2 separate regions of the Homo sapiens genome follow, and region 2 is linked to region 1. Evidence: chromatin contacts called from ENCODE Hi-C or POLR2A ChIA-PET data. All regions are on one chromosome and are shown on one strand. The core of a region is the stretch at or near the end of the contact, and the rest is flanking DNA. Distances in the headings are between cores, read along the strand shown.

Region 1 (6,336 bases), core at 1,170-3,669:
AACATCACACACCGGGGCCTGTTAGGGGGTTGGGGTCAAGGGGAGGGAGAGCATTAGGACAAATATCTAATGCATGTGGGGCTTAAAACCTAGATGGCAGGTTGATAGGTGCAGAAAACCACCATGGTACATGTAAACCTATGTAACAAACCTGCACGTTCTGCACATGTATCCCAAAACTTAAAGTAAAACAAAGAAACAAACAAAAATGCACTAACGCTCAGGGTGAGTGGGGTAGGGGCCGGGGTGGGGCGCGGGTGGGTGGGTCCTGGTGTTTTATTCAATCAGTGGCGCTGGTGTGGGAACCACCCAATCAGGCACACAGTTTGAGAAGAGAGGAGGGTGTGGCTTCCGGCGTTTGGTGGGGCCTTTGTCTCTCGCTGGTGCTGGTGCAGGAGCTTGAGATCCATCTCCTTTTTTACCTCCTCCACCTTGGGAAATCCAGACAACTCCCTCACAGCCCCTGTTGCCCTGTGATCTGTAGGTCCTTGGGGACGCATAGTTAAGGTGCTGTTACCATGGGGCGGTCCTTGCTCCCAGAGCTCCCAAGATGGTGGCAGGCCACTTCCTTAATTTTGGCAGACCATTTCCAAGATGGTGGCAAGCCTCCTGTTCTCTGACCTGGGGCTCTTGGCCTCACGGATTCCAAGGAATGGAATCTTGAGCCATGCGGTGAGTGTTATAGCTCTATTAGAAGCTGTGGGTCACGGAAGAGAACCGTGGAACCCAGTGACTAGTGTTCAGCTTGATTAGGATGAACCCAGGCACTTAGCTGTGCAGGAACAATGGCAAGCCTTTAGCCCTATTGGGAGTGACAATGGGTGCTTCGCTGGATCAGGAGCACAGCGGACACCTTGCTAGCCAGGATGGTCTTGATCTCCTGACATCGTGATCCGCCCGCTTCGGCCTCCCAAAGTGCTGGGATTACAGGTGTGAGCCATCGCGCCCAGCCAAGAACTGTCTTCACAAAAATTGGTGCTGGGGAAATTAAGCACCCACATGTAAAAGAATGAACCTGGGCCCTTCACTTATACTGTAAGAAAAAATTAACTAACTGGATCAAATACCTAAATGTAAGAGCTAAAACTACAAAATTCTTAGAATAAAATATAGGGGAAACACGTCATAACACTGGATTTGGCAGTTTTTTTTTTAAACAGGACACCCAAAACACAAGAAACAAAAGAAAAATTGACGAATAGGAATCTATCCAGAATATGCAAAGAACAATTCAGCAACAATAAAACAAACTACTTGTTTAAAATATTGGCAAAAACTTAAGCAGACATTTCTCTAAAAATTATGTAAAGTGGCTAATAAGCACATGAAAAGACGCTCAACAAAACTCATCATGAGTGAAATGCAAATCTAACCCCAAATGACATATCACTTAATACCCATCAGCATAGCTACTACCAAAAGACAAAAAACAAAACAGAAAATCAGAAGTGTTGGTGAGGACGTGGAGCAATTAGAATCCTTGTACACTGTTGGTGGAAATGTAAAATGCTGCAGCTGCTATAAAATAACAACACAATAACTAAAAAATTTACACATAAAATCACCATACGATCCAGCAATTTCATATCTGGGTATGCAGCAAAAGATATGAAAGCAAAGACACAAAATAATACACATACACCTAGGTTCATAGCAGCATTACTCACATCACCAAAAAGGTGTTTGAATTACTCAAGTGTTGTTTGAATTACCATCAATGAATAAATAGATAAAATGTGATTTATACATACAGTGGAATGTTATTCAGCTATGTAAAATAAGGAAATTCTGACACATGGTACGTCATGCATGAACCTTAAGGACATTGTGCAAAGTGACATGAGCCAGTCATAAAAGGACAAATACTGAATCATTCCACTTATGAGATACTTAGAGTAGTTAAATTCTAGAAACCCAAATAGAAGAGTGGTTCCTAGGAGCTAGAGGGAGAGTAACAAGGAGCTTATTTAACGGGTATAGAGTTTTGTTTCTGCAAGTTGAAAGAAGGTCCCTATGAGTGGTAATGACAGTTGCAAAACAATGTGAAAGTAGTTAATTTTTCTGAGCTGCACACTTAAAATAGCTAAAATGGTTAATTTTATGTATACTTTACCACAATGTAAAAAATAATTTTAAATAAACTATAGCTATCTGCAATATCATGAATTAATATCATAAATATAATGTTGCATAGAAGAAAGTAGATGTAAAAGTATACATATTACACAATCTCACTTATATAAAATCCAAAAAGTGAACACAACTGAGCTTCTGGCTTCCAGTAATAATGAAGTAAAGTAATTTGTTGAATACTTCACAGATAACTATAACAAACCTCTTTGGTCACAGGGCTGCAGCACTGCAATCCCAGCATGCACCAGGCTCAGGGAGAGTGCGCTAATCACTGGAGGAAGGGACGAGGTTCCGCGCATCTCGCTGGTCTTGCTGGGAGATGCAGTCTCATAAACACTCCCAGCCCTTTGGTCACAGGGCTGCAGCACTACAATCCTAGAATGCACCGGGCTCCGGGAAAGTGCGCGTCACTGGAGGACGAGGCAGGGCTGTGCGCGCCTCCCTAGGATTGTTGGAAGATGCACTCTCATAAACACTCCCAACCCTTGGGTCAAAGGGCTACAGGACTACAATCCCAGCATGCACCAGGCTCCAGGGCGAGGGGCAACCCTGGAAGAAGGGGCAGAGTGGTACCCGCCCCACCTAATATGCTGGGAGCTGTAGTCCGTTAACTACTCTCAGCCTGTTTGTCGGTAAGCTTCAGAGCTATAATCCCAGCATGTACCAGGATCCGGGGTCCATAGCCCTGGAGGGAGGGGCAGAGCGGTGTGGACTTCCCGGTGTCCGAAGCGCTGCTGAGTTCTGATGCTCTGCCGACTCTTTGCAAGGAGAGTGAGTACAGAGGTGCACCTGGAGGGCAGGTCTGGGCTGAGCATTGAGGAGGGTATTACCCTACGAAGATACCTTACCTTTTCCCAAATCGGGCGGGTTGTCCTCACCTGCTTGGCCCTATCCTTCTCAGGTTCCTCTTTCAGTTGCACCCAGGGTTCTTTCCAGAGCAGTACATCTTTTGCAGCCCAGGGCGCTGCCTTCTTTCCCAAACTGCGTGAAAAATTTCCTGATGTCCAAGACACTGTCCATAGTGCCGCAGCCCTCTTTTTTCTCTAGCCAGAGCACGCACTCAATCGTTTTTGAGAGAAATCTTCCACCTGGCCTGCTTGTGAGCAGCTTCAGAGCTCTGCAGGGGTGACAAGGGCTGTGGCTTCCTGGAAAGGTCACTTTCAATGGCGCCTTTTTCACGAATGTGAAAGTCTAGGCATCAGAAAGGTTAATTATTGGGTTGCATAAAATCTGCTAAGAGCAAAGGAAAAACCCCATTTCCGAGGCGTGAGTCTTGTGAGCCATTTTCATCAACCCATTTAAGTGGACCAGCTCCAAAATGCAACCTGAAGCTACTATTTAGGCATTTTACACTTGAAATCATTGGTCTCATCTCAAGTCAGGCCTGGCTTGCCAGTGGCTCAGAGCCACAAATGGGACCTGATACCTCAGGAACAGATAGTGTTCCAGCTTTACGGGAGCAACTTTTAAGATGTGGAGCACTTGGGGTCATTTGAAACCCGCTATCTTCAGTAGGGACTTTTACTTCTACAGAGCATGTGCATTTTGATTTTATCTGTCCTCAAGCTGACCTTTGTTCATTTTAATAGTAAAAAACACATTCCTGGGTGGAGATTTAAGATGCTAGTGAGGCATGCAATGTATGCACAAATATGTACAGCTACTGCACATGTGTACCCAGAAGACCAGTCAGAACATGCTTACTATAACACTTCTTTCCACCTTCTTATGAAATAATCATGCAAAACTCCCATAAAGAGGGTTTCTCCAGCAATAATTAATGCTGTCTCACTTTTATGAGCAGGCTGCCCTGGAATCTCTTTCTCAGACTGTACCGTCTATTCTGCACTTAATTTTCAAAATATTCTCTTTTTTTTTTGCAATAAATTATGCTGTACTTCTTTTGCTGTGTGTCTCTTGTTTAAATTCTTTTAAACTAAGAAGATAAGAACCAAGGTATTACATCAGCCATCAACATTTCTGGTGCCATGACCTGGGGAGAGGTTTGTCTGCTTCATTAATTTCAGTTTCCCTTTACTTGCAGTGAATACTATGGCAGTTCCAGACTACCTGGTTAACTATCGCTGCTTGTTCCAGCGCTGTTTCAGTAAAGTTCTGGGGGAAACGTTGTTAAGTCACCTGCATTCTTTAGAGAGAGAATATATGTCCGCTCTCCTTTTCGCTGCTGCTTCTGTAGCATCGATAAATACGCTAACCACATGGGTTGCCCTCAACATTTCATATTTGGGCTATTTGCCGCTTAGTTTCACATCTTTCTGGCCACAGTTTGGACTCAGCTTATCGTTTGCTGTCCGTTCAGCAATACTCGATCGCCACCTAGTGGCTATTGTAATTTATTTTCTGGTCAGGTTTTCTGTTTACAAAATTTTTGTTTTGTTTTGAGCAGCACATTAAGAGAACCCTGTCCCTTCAGGCTTTATGCATTTCCCAGCTCCTTGAAATTGTTCTTCAGCAGGCTTTCTTTGCTGAACAAAAGATGCACAGTCATATAGATGCCCAGTCGTAGGGATTGCATCTGAGCATTCCAGGTGTTGTAATTGGGCGTCACAAATGGCAAACCAGTGAATTAGGGCAAGGCTTGTCAGCCAGACATCTGCCCCCCAGCCCGCAGTGGGGGTCATCTCGGTAGGGCTGGAGATGTCCACCGCTGGGGGGAGCTAGGACGGTGTATGGCAAATGCCTATGACCTCCTAGAGCTTCAGTTAATGGGGTTTCGAGGGGATGCGCTGGACCCCTTGATGTTTTCACTTGGCTCATGAGGATGCCCACAACCTCCTGGACTTCAGTAAATGTTCTGTCATTGCAGGATTCTCTCGGCACCGTGGGAGCCGCTTCCTCTACTGTCACTGAAACACCCCTGGGATGTATATCTAAAAATTAGAACAGCTTTTGGCTAAATGAACTTAGAAAAAAGAAAACCTTATCTTCTTTTGTAACACTATTTAGCCTGCCTACAGATTAGCTGACAAAACATGGCTGGAGAATGAGACTGTGAACTTTAACTCCATCCTACAGCTAGATCTTTTCTGTAGTAATCAGGGAAAATGGTCTGAAGTATCCTATGTGCAAGCCTTTCTGGCCTGACAACAAAATCCAGCTCTATGCAGCACCTGTGGGCTAAAGCCTAGTAAGCCAGAAAGCCCCTCAGAACAATGGGAAGATCATCTCTTATTAAGGGGAAGGGACCCCAGACCCCACAGCCCAACACCAGCTCCAGACAGGGGCCCTCAAGGGTCCACACCTCTTTTAGAATCCCCAGCATCCCCACACTATCAGAGTCTTCTGTAGAATCTAAGCTTGTTTCACCTCCTCCTTATGCTCCTTTCCATCGGCCTTTGCCAGGTACAATAGAGACCAGCACAGCTGCAGTTACTCACAGTGGGACTTCACACCATCCAGGGCCAGAGAAATTGCTCCCCTTACAGAAAGTCCCAAATGGAGAGAGGACCATCAGAGTGCTTGTTCTACTCTCAATAAATGATCTAATCCAATATAAGCAACAACTCTGATGGCCCTCAGACAACTTCAGCGTATTTACTGAAGGCTTCCAGGCTCTAACTTTGACCACCATTCAACTGTACCATCCACAAATGGACCGAATGACTGCTGCCAACTTAGCTGCACAAAATTTTGCTTATTAGCAAAAAATAGAAAATACTTAAAACGTTTGTTGCTTTCACCATTTTAATGCAAAATACTTTTGCAGCATAAATGTCACCATAAGGTGGAGCCTTGGGAATCCAGTATAAACTATCTCAGAAAACCTCAATGGGTCCGCAACAAGCAGCAGAGGGCCTCAATAGACTTCAACAATGTCTGGACTCCATGGACACTGTAGTCCGACAAAAGCAAAGAGCCTGGGATCTTCTCCCAGCCGGGCAAAGAGGAACATGTTTATATCTAAAAGAAGAATGCTGTTTTTGAGATCAATCAGCCCGGTTTAGTCCAAGAAAATATTAATAATATCATCACCCAGGCAGACAAAATTGAATCTCTAGGAACTTCCATGGGACCATGAAAGCAATGTCTATTACCTGCCTTACTCTCTTTAATAGTAACAGCCATTACTATACTTTCAGCTTTTACTTTTGTTCCAATTTTGTTTAAAATGTTAACTGATTTCTTGCTCTCTTGCTTACGGCAACTCCATGTTTGCATGAAGGTTTTGCAAGGCTTTCAACA
Region 2 (7,236 bases), core at 3,599-6,098, 140 kb after region 1:
AAAGGAGGAATTTTTTAAGCAAAATTATGCGAGGCCATTGTTTTAAACTAAGCTCATGCAATAGGTCCCAACAGACCAAACCAAACCAAAATGGAGTTACTCATGCTAAATGTAACATAATCAAACTAAGACTTTAAGGAAACACATAAATCCTAGAACAAACCAGGTTTTGTTTTTCTCCTGTAAACAGGACGTTCCAGCATAAGAAGGTACCTTCTACTCAAGTCCTTGGTCCACCTTTTCAAAACTCACTGGTCTATTTCCCAGTGGGTTTCTAAAGCAAGTAAGTACATTTGCAATGGTAATAGTGACACCAGTGACTGAAGTTTTGGCCAATCTCTCAAAATTGAGAAAATAACCAAAGGGAAGGAATTGTTAAAGTGAACTAAGTATGGCCTGAGAAGGACTCCATAATTCTATATATGAGTCCTTGTGGATGAACTGCAACCTACCTTAATAGGTAGACAAGAATGAAAACCTAACTTGAGAGTATGCACCTGGAACAACAGCTGCGTCTTGGCCAATCCCAGTGGCCAAACTTCAACCACTCAGGCACTGCCAAGTGTTCAAACTGTGTTCAAACAAGGCAAATGCTGAGTTGTTTCTGTACCTCACTTCTGATTTCGGTATGCCACTTCCCTTTTGTCTATAAATCTTCTTCCACCAAATGACTGTGCTGGAGTCTCTGTGAATCTGCTGTGTTTCTGGGGACTCTCCGATTCATGAATCGTTTATTGCTCAACTAAACTCCTTTAAAGTTTTTCTTTTAACAGAACTAACACAGAAGAATTTCCAGATCATGAACAGACATTTTGTAATACCCAAAGTTGTGTTAACATGAATAGACTCGTCCTTAGATACCTAACCTTGTTTTTAATATGAATAGACTCTCCCTTAGCTGAGAAAACCGGACAAACTCCATTTGGCTCCTTCATTTATAAGACATCAAGGGCTCCTTACCCACTCCCTTTCCTCAAGGACTTTAACTTGTGCAAGCTGACTTTCAACATATCAAAGACTGCAATTAACTGATAAAGCGCTGAGGCAAGTGATGTCTGCAGTTCCCAGCAATTTACTCAGAGATAGTATCATAAAGCCCGCACATTTGTCCGGCAGCTAACGCCCAGAGCCCCCTCACCTATCACTTTGTGGTGAATTTAAAGCCCCTGCACCTGGAACAGTTTGTTTTCCTGTAACCATCTGTCGTTTTAACTTTTTTGTCTGTTTTTTCTTCTGTAAGGTTGCTGCAGCTAGAATCCCCCCTCCCCTCTCTAAACCAAAGTATAAAAGAAAAGCTAGCCCCTTATCCGGGGCCGAGAGAATTTCGTGCGTTAGCCATCTCTCAGTCGCTGGCTAATAAAGGACTCCTGAACTCGTCTCAAAGTGTGGCGTTTCTCTCTAACTCGCTCGGATACGACAGTTTCAACTATGGTAGAAGACTCGAGTAAGGCAATCACAGTCCCCCTAAATTTGACTATTATTTAGGTTAATGGTGAGTTTAGAAGAAATAAGTTAGGACTACACAGAGTGGGCTAAAGTGCAAATAAACACTGGAAGTATTTCCCAGAAAATATAACTTTGAACAGGCTGCTGCACACCCTGCATGTAGAGATAAACTAAGATAAAGGTGTGGAGAGTTATTTAAGGACCTGTGGTTAACTCAGTTCTCAAGATGTTCCAGGTTTCATCCATGAATCAAGGAGCACCTCCCAAAAGCTGTTTGGGACCACACTCTTTGAGCAAGGAGCATACCTTACAATGGAAGCTGTGCTTTGGCAGCAGATGCCCATTTCCACTGCACAACAGGCCGTGCTTTAGTGGAAGATGACTGTTTCCACTGCACAACACTACAAGTGTTTACTGCCAGGCTGGTGTGAAATATGTTCCACCACAGCAAGGAGCATACCTTATGATGGAAGCTGTGCTTTAGCGGCAGATGACCATTTCCACTGCACAACACACTGTGCTTTAGCGGCAGATGACCATTTCCACTACACAACACACTATGCTTTAGCAGCAGATGACCATTTCCACTGCACAACATGCCGTGCTTTAGCGGACGATGACCGTTTCCACTGCACAACACACCGTGCTTTAGCGGCAGATGACCATTTCCACTGCACAACACGCCGTGCTTTAGCGGATGACGACCGTTTCCACTGCACAACATGCCGTGCTTTAGCAGAAGATGACCGTTTCCACTGCACAACACTACAAGTATTTACTGCCAGGCTGGTGTGAAATATGTTCCAGCACATAACCTATGTCACCACCGAAGGTGGTGGTTCAGACTTGGTGCACACAAGCTTTCCTGTCCCACAAGAACACAGCATGCTCTCTTCGCGGGTTCCATTCCAATCACGTAACAACCATGACTGACTTTTTTGTCACTGCATCAGAAAGATCAGAGGAAAATTTGCACTCAACTTAGACAACTCTAAGCTCTTACAACCTGTCTATATCTACAGGTCAGCTTTATCTTATTTATGTATATTTCCTTCAACCTGAGTTTTACTTATTTCCACTTTTCTTTTTTAATTCACAGACACCCATAAACTCAGAAAATACAGTGTAAAACAAAGTGAAGAACAAATAAACAACTCACCAGAGATTTATTCTTTTCTTGTAGCTCTTGGAAACAGCCAGAGAACACTGGAAACATAGCTGAGAGAGAAGGCAAATGACGTGAATTAAGGAGAGAACTGGTGTGGTGTGGTCCCAGATTCTTCTGCCCAACACTCTAGACACATTACCTGGAAAAGCCCTCCTCCCTCCTGAAAAAGAAAAACTTCCCCATGGGAGAAGAGTCCTTCAAGCCTCATTAGGGGCAGCAAAGACTCAAGATAAGATACATCTACAAGTACATTAATTGGTAGACATTAGATGCACAATTTATTTTGAATAAAAATATGTATTACCTACTAATTTAGCAACAATATTACCTAAAGATACAATCTAATAATTTAATACAAAGAAACATTATAAGTTCACTAAAATAAATGTTATAGAAATATACTGGGCTGTATTAACTATTTTCCTATTAATATGTGGATTCCACAAATAACTTCATATGAGTGTTCCCATGACAGTACATCTTGCTTTTCTATACCTGAACATCATGGAAAGTGCATCTTGCAACCCAGCAATTTTGGCCTACAATTACTTTTTTTTAAATGTACATAATATGTATTTCCTGCAGTACACCATTCTACTCATGTTTCCCAATAACACCTTTCCCTGTATCCAAGCCCTCATATTATGCTCTGACAATAAATTGGGCTTTTCCATCTGACTTGTCCAGTGAATGGACAATGGAAAATGTGATGCAAATATCCATTGGTTCTTGCCTTTTTGGACACAGTCATATTGTGAGGAGGTCTGGAGCTACCCTGGTGGAGACACAGGGCCTAGCCAAGAGTCACCACAAACCGCCAGATTGTGAAGGAAACTATCTTAAACCAACCAGGCTCAGTCAACCCACCATGTGACCAAGGCCTCTTTTGTGATCCAGGCAACATAAATATATCAACTACCCAGCTGAACCCACCACACCAAAATGCAGATCCACAGAACTTCAAACAAATAAAATGGTGGTTGTTTTTTATAAGCCAGTAAGGTTTAATTAGTTCCTTAAACAGCAAGTATTAACTGTTACACCTAAGTGAACAGAATTCAATATGTTTTTAACAAAATTACGTAGGGGGAGAAAGTCTTAAATTACAAATCAAATACAATCGATAGAACTTCACAATCTAATGCTAAAGCTAAATTTGGTGATGGACTAGGTTTAATATATCTCAAACGCTGGAAACAACGAGGAAAGGTTGAAGGAATGGGACTGTGTTTGGAGAGTATTTTAATCTTCTCAGGTATGACAGGTCACTCCTGTACCCCAGACCACACTTTCAGGCCCCTTCAAATAAGGAATATTTCCTAGGTCCTTGCCTGTTCTTCTCAGCCGAATTCACCTCAACCTTCTGAAAGTTCGTCCAAACCTACCACTGTCACCTAGTCTTTGCAAATCTTGTGCATTCTAGGGAGTAGAATTAATATTTCCCGAGCGAGGAAAACTGGGATCTTCACCTGTGACCTTTTATCCTCCTCTGAAGCACCAGTGGGAGGTTAGACCAGAGGGCTGTTCTTTCAAGTGCGCTTCTTATTCATAGGGAACCCTCCCTTTCAAACCTTATAACACACGGTTAAGACTGAAGTACCCTTAAGGCTGAAGACCATCATCCAGTACCCCATCTCCCTCGCGGCATCAGTGAGTTCTTCCCTGGAAACTAGGTCTCGTATAAACTTCTGTAAACGCAACCCAGGAGGACTAGGCAGGTCACACAGTGAAGGAGGGAACCAGAAACTTCACTTGCTAAAGAGACACCGGGAAACCCAACTAATACAAACGCCCAGTTTAAGACTCGAGGCGCACGCGTTTCGCACTACTCCTCTGGGAATGGGGAACGTCTCCCGAGAACTGTGTGTTCGCACTGGGACAGATGGGCAAACTGAGCGTCATGCGGGTTGGTAACCGGCTCCCTCAGCGGCAGGACAGGAGCGCGGCCTGCAGACTCCGGGCCCAGGGCCACCGGCCTCGCCTACCCGCTCCTGCGCCTCTAGAACCCGCTTCACTGCCGGGACCCCACGCCTGTCCTCCCAGCCCCCGCCAGGGTCCGCGGCCTGCACCTGCACTTCAGGCCCTGCCCGCCCGCGATGCGCCCACGCGTCTGCTCCCACAACTGGGGAACACTGGTCCGGCCCCCCGGGATCCCCCGGGCCCACGGGTTCCTCTTCGCCCTCGCACCGACCCGCAGGGACATAGAACCAAGCCCCAGGCTGGCCCAGCTACAAGACCGCCTCTGGGTGCCGCACTTCCGGAGGAAAATGGCGGAGTGGGCGGGGCGGCGCATGCGCAGAGAGAAAAGCTGGTTCCCAAGGTCCTTGATGGTAACATCATTGGAAGGTGACACTACATTTCCCATGAGGCTCTGCGGTCCCCGGTTAGGAACCCAAGCCGGACATTCTGTTTTGCCCAGCAGTGAGTCCAGTTACCCAGAGACCCGGACTTAATGGATCAGGACTGGTCCCTACCCAGGTGACACAGATGTGGCATTCTGGTTCTTTATTAAATCCTGGTTTCACAGCCTGGCACATTGTGAAAATAATGGAGAAATTTCAATAGAGGCCAATTGGTCTATGCTATTAATGAGTAACTTTTTTTTTTTTTTTTTTTTTGAGACGGAGTCTCACTCTGTCACCCAGGCTGGAGAGCAATGGTGCGATCTCGGCTCACTGCAACCTCCGCTTCCCGGGTTCAAGCGATTCTCCTGCCTCAGCCTCCTGAGTAGCTGGGATTACAGGTGCGCGCCACCACACTCACCTAATTTTTGTATTTTTAGTAGAGACGGGGTTTCACCATGTTGGTCAGGCTGGTCTCGAACTCTTGACCTCGTGATCCGCCCTCCTCGGCCTCCCAAAGTGCTGGGATTACAGGCGTGAGCCACTGCGCCCAGCCCTCAAGTCTATTTTTTATAAATGCATTCGAAAGCATGAAAAAAATCATGTCTCTATTTTACTTTAAAATTTTAAAAACACAACTAATGAATATGGTAATTCTCTTCCAATCCGTTATCTTTTCTCTCACTAAACTAATTTATAAGCCTTCAATTTACACAGTTACAAAAAATGCTCTAGTGCATATACTGGGATAAAATAACAGGGTCATAAGACAGGTGCACTCCATAATCTTTGTGACAACTTACACTTCCAGTGTCTGATAAATATTTGCCCATAAACTCCCACGTTTCATCCATCCACCAATCAATCAAATCTAGCTATCTTTATTTATTTATTGTGAGAAAGACCTGAACTTTGCCTTTCCTTCCCTGATTTCTGCCACAAACTAGGCAAGGATTTCTGCCTAGGGGTTTCTCAGAGCTCCGGCCACCACCGAGGTTCCTAACAGGGAAACGCAAGCTTGAATGCTCAGGGTTGATGTGGGAGTGCGTGTGAAACGGGGTTGGGGTGAAAGGGCAGTGAAGTTTGTAGGTGGGCAGATGAGGGTGTGAAGGGCTTTCAGGTAAGAGGCACGCAGGAGACTGGGAGAGGCAGCGAAAGCACCTCACGCCTCAGATCACCAGAAGACGCTTCCACCAGTGCCGTGACAGTTTGCCAATGCCACGGCAGCACGGGAAGTCCCCACCCCTTGCCATGGAAACAGCTGGAAGTTACTGCCCATTTCTAGCTATTTCTGAATAACCCGCCCCTTAATTAGCATGCCATTAAAAGTGAATTATAAAAATGACTGCAAGCCACCCCCAGGCTGCTACTCTGGGAGCACAACCCACGGAGGGCTCCCTGCCCTGCAGGAGTGGACGCAGGGCTGTAACACCGCCAGTGCCTCCGTAGAGCTGCTTTCTTCCACCACAGGCTTGCTTTTGGATTCCTTCCTGAGCGACGCCAAGAACCTGCCCTTCCTCAGTGTGACTCTTGCCTAAAACCTATCCCTGGTTTTCTCTTTTCCTAAGCATGCCCTGACTTGTTCTTTCATCTCCTCGGATCTTGCAATTGCTCCTCAGTGACTCTATTCTGCAGATCCAGAAAACTCAACCTTAATCTTCCCAGAGCCCTGTTGTCTCCAATATCGGAATCTCTAGCCTTGCTTTCTCAGACGCCTAGATTACAGGCCTCTCTCTTGAACACCTATTGGTATGGTATCTGGGGATCCTTTAAATACACGATGATTGGCAGGGGTTACATAGCGGAAATCAGTGCCTGACAATTTGCCTTCCAGGATATGGACTGTCATTCCCTCTCTTGGTGGGCCTCAGTCTCTTATCCATAAAAGTAGAGATTGTAATACTCATTTGAATTGCAGATACCTCAACCTGAACCCACCTAATATAACGTAAAAGCCAAGACTGCAACCCCTTTCCTCACCACGTGAAGGTGAAGTCCTCAGAGCCAAGGAGAGAAGGCTCAGGGATGATACCTGGGTGTCTCCGACGCTAACCATGTATTGCAGTTTTTAGTGTTCAAGTTTAAGCTTCCCCAGCTTTAATTCTATTGTAACAAGATTTATTTTTGTAATTCCATTTTTGGATTCTTGATTTCTTGGTAAAGAAATACAGTTATTTTTGTATATCAATCTTATATAGTGTTACATTCTTAAATTTGTTCATGAGTCCTAATACTTTTTAGTAAATTTCTTACGATTTTCTAAATGCAAGATCATGTCAT

The links. A loop is a pair of places that touch in the nucleus more often than their neighbours do. ChIA-PET counts read pairs that join two places held with the same protein, here RNA polymerase II (POLR2A). Pooled maps may share reads with other maps.
Region 2: a map of naive thymus-derived CD4-positive, alpha-beta T cell shows a loop between it and region 1 (4-fold over the local background). The contact joins the promoter of ZNF717 here to the enhancer-like site in region 1. A Hi-C loop is called at or near these places in 1 of 168 maps with a recorded cell type or tissue (naive thymus-derived CD4-positive, alpha-beta T cell), 2 of 37 single-sample maps with no recorded cell type and 7 of 50 pooled maps. POLR2A ChIA-PET finds 5 or more read pairs at or near these places in 1 of 52 experiments (PC-9).

The regions. Positions count from the first base shown.
Region 1 is chr3:75,638,737-75,645,072 of GRCh38, forward strand. No RefSeq gene overlaps it. Among named protein-coding and RNA genes, the nearest start is that of MIR1324, 11 kb to the left of the region's middle. Within about 2 kb of position 2,420, at least 9 of the 41 ENCODE cell types and tissues checked have a DNase peak (open chromatin) inside an H3K27ac peak, as active enhancers do.
Region 2 is chr3:75,780,701-75,787,936 of GRCh38, forward strand. It overlaps ZNF717 (zinc finger protein 717), which reads right to left and starts at 4,849. Exons shown (of 5, transcript NM_001290208.3): 1 at 4,684-4,849; 2 at 2,606-2,664. The coding sequence starts at 2,662. RefSeq lists an enhancer at 4,962-5,111.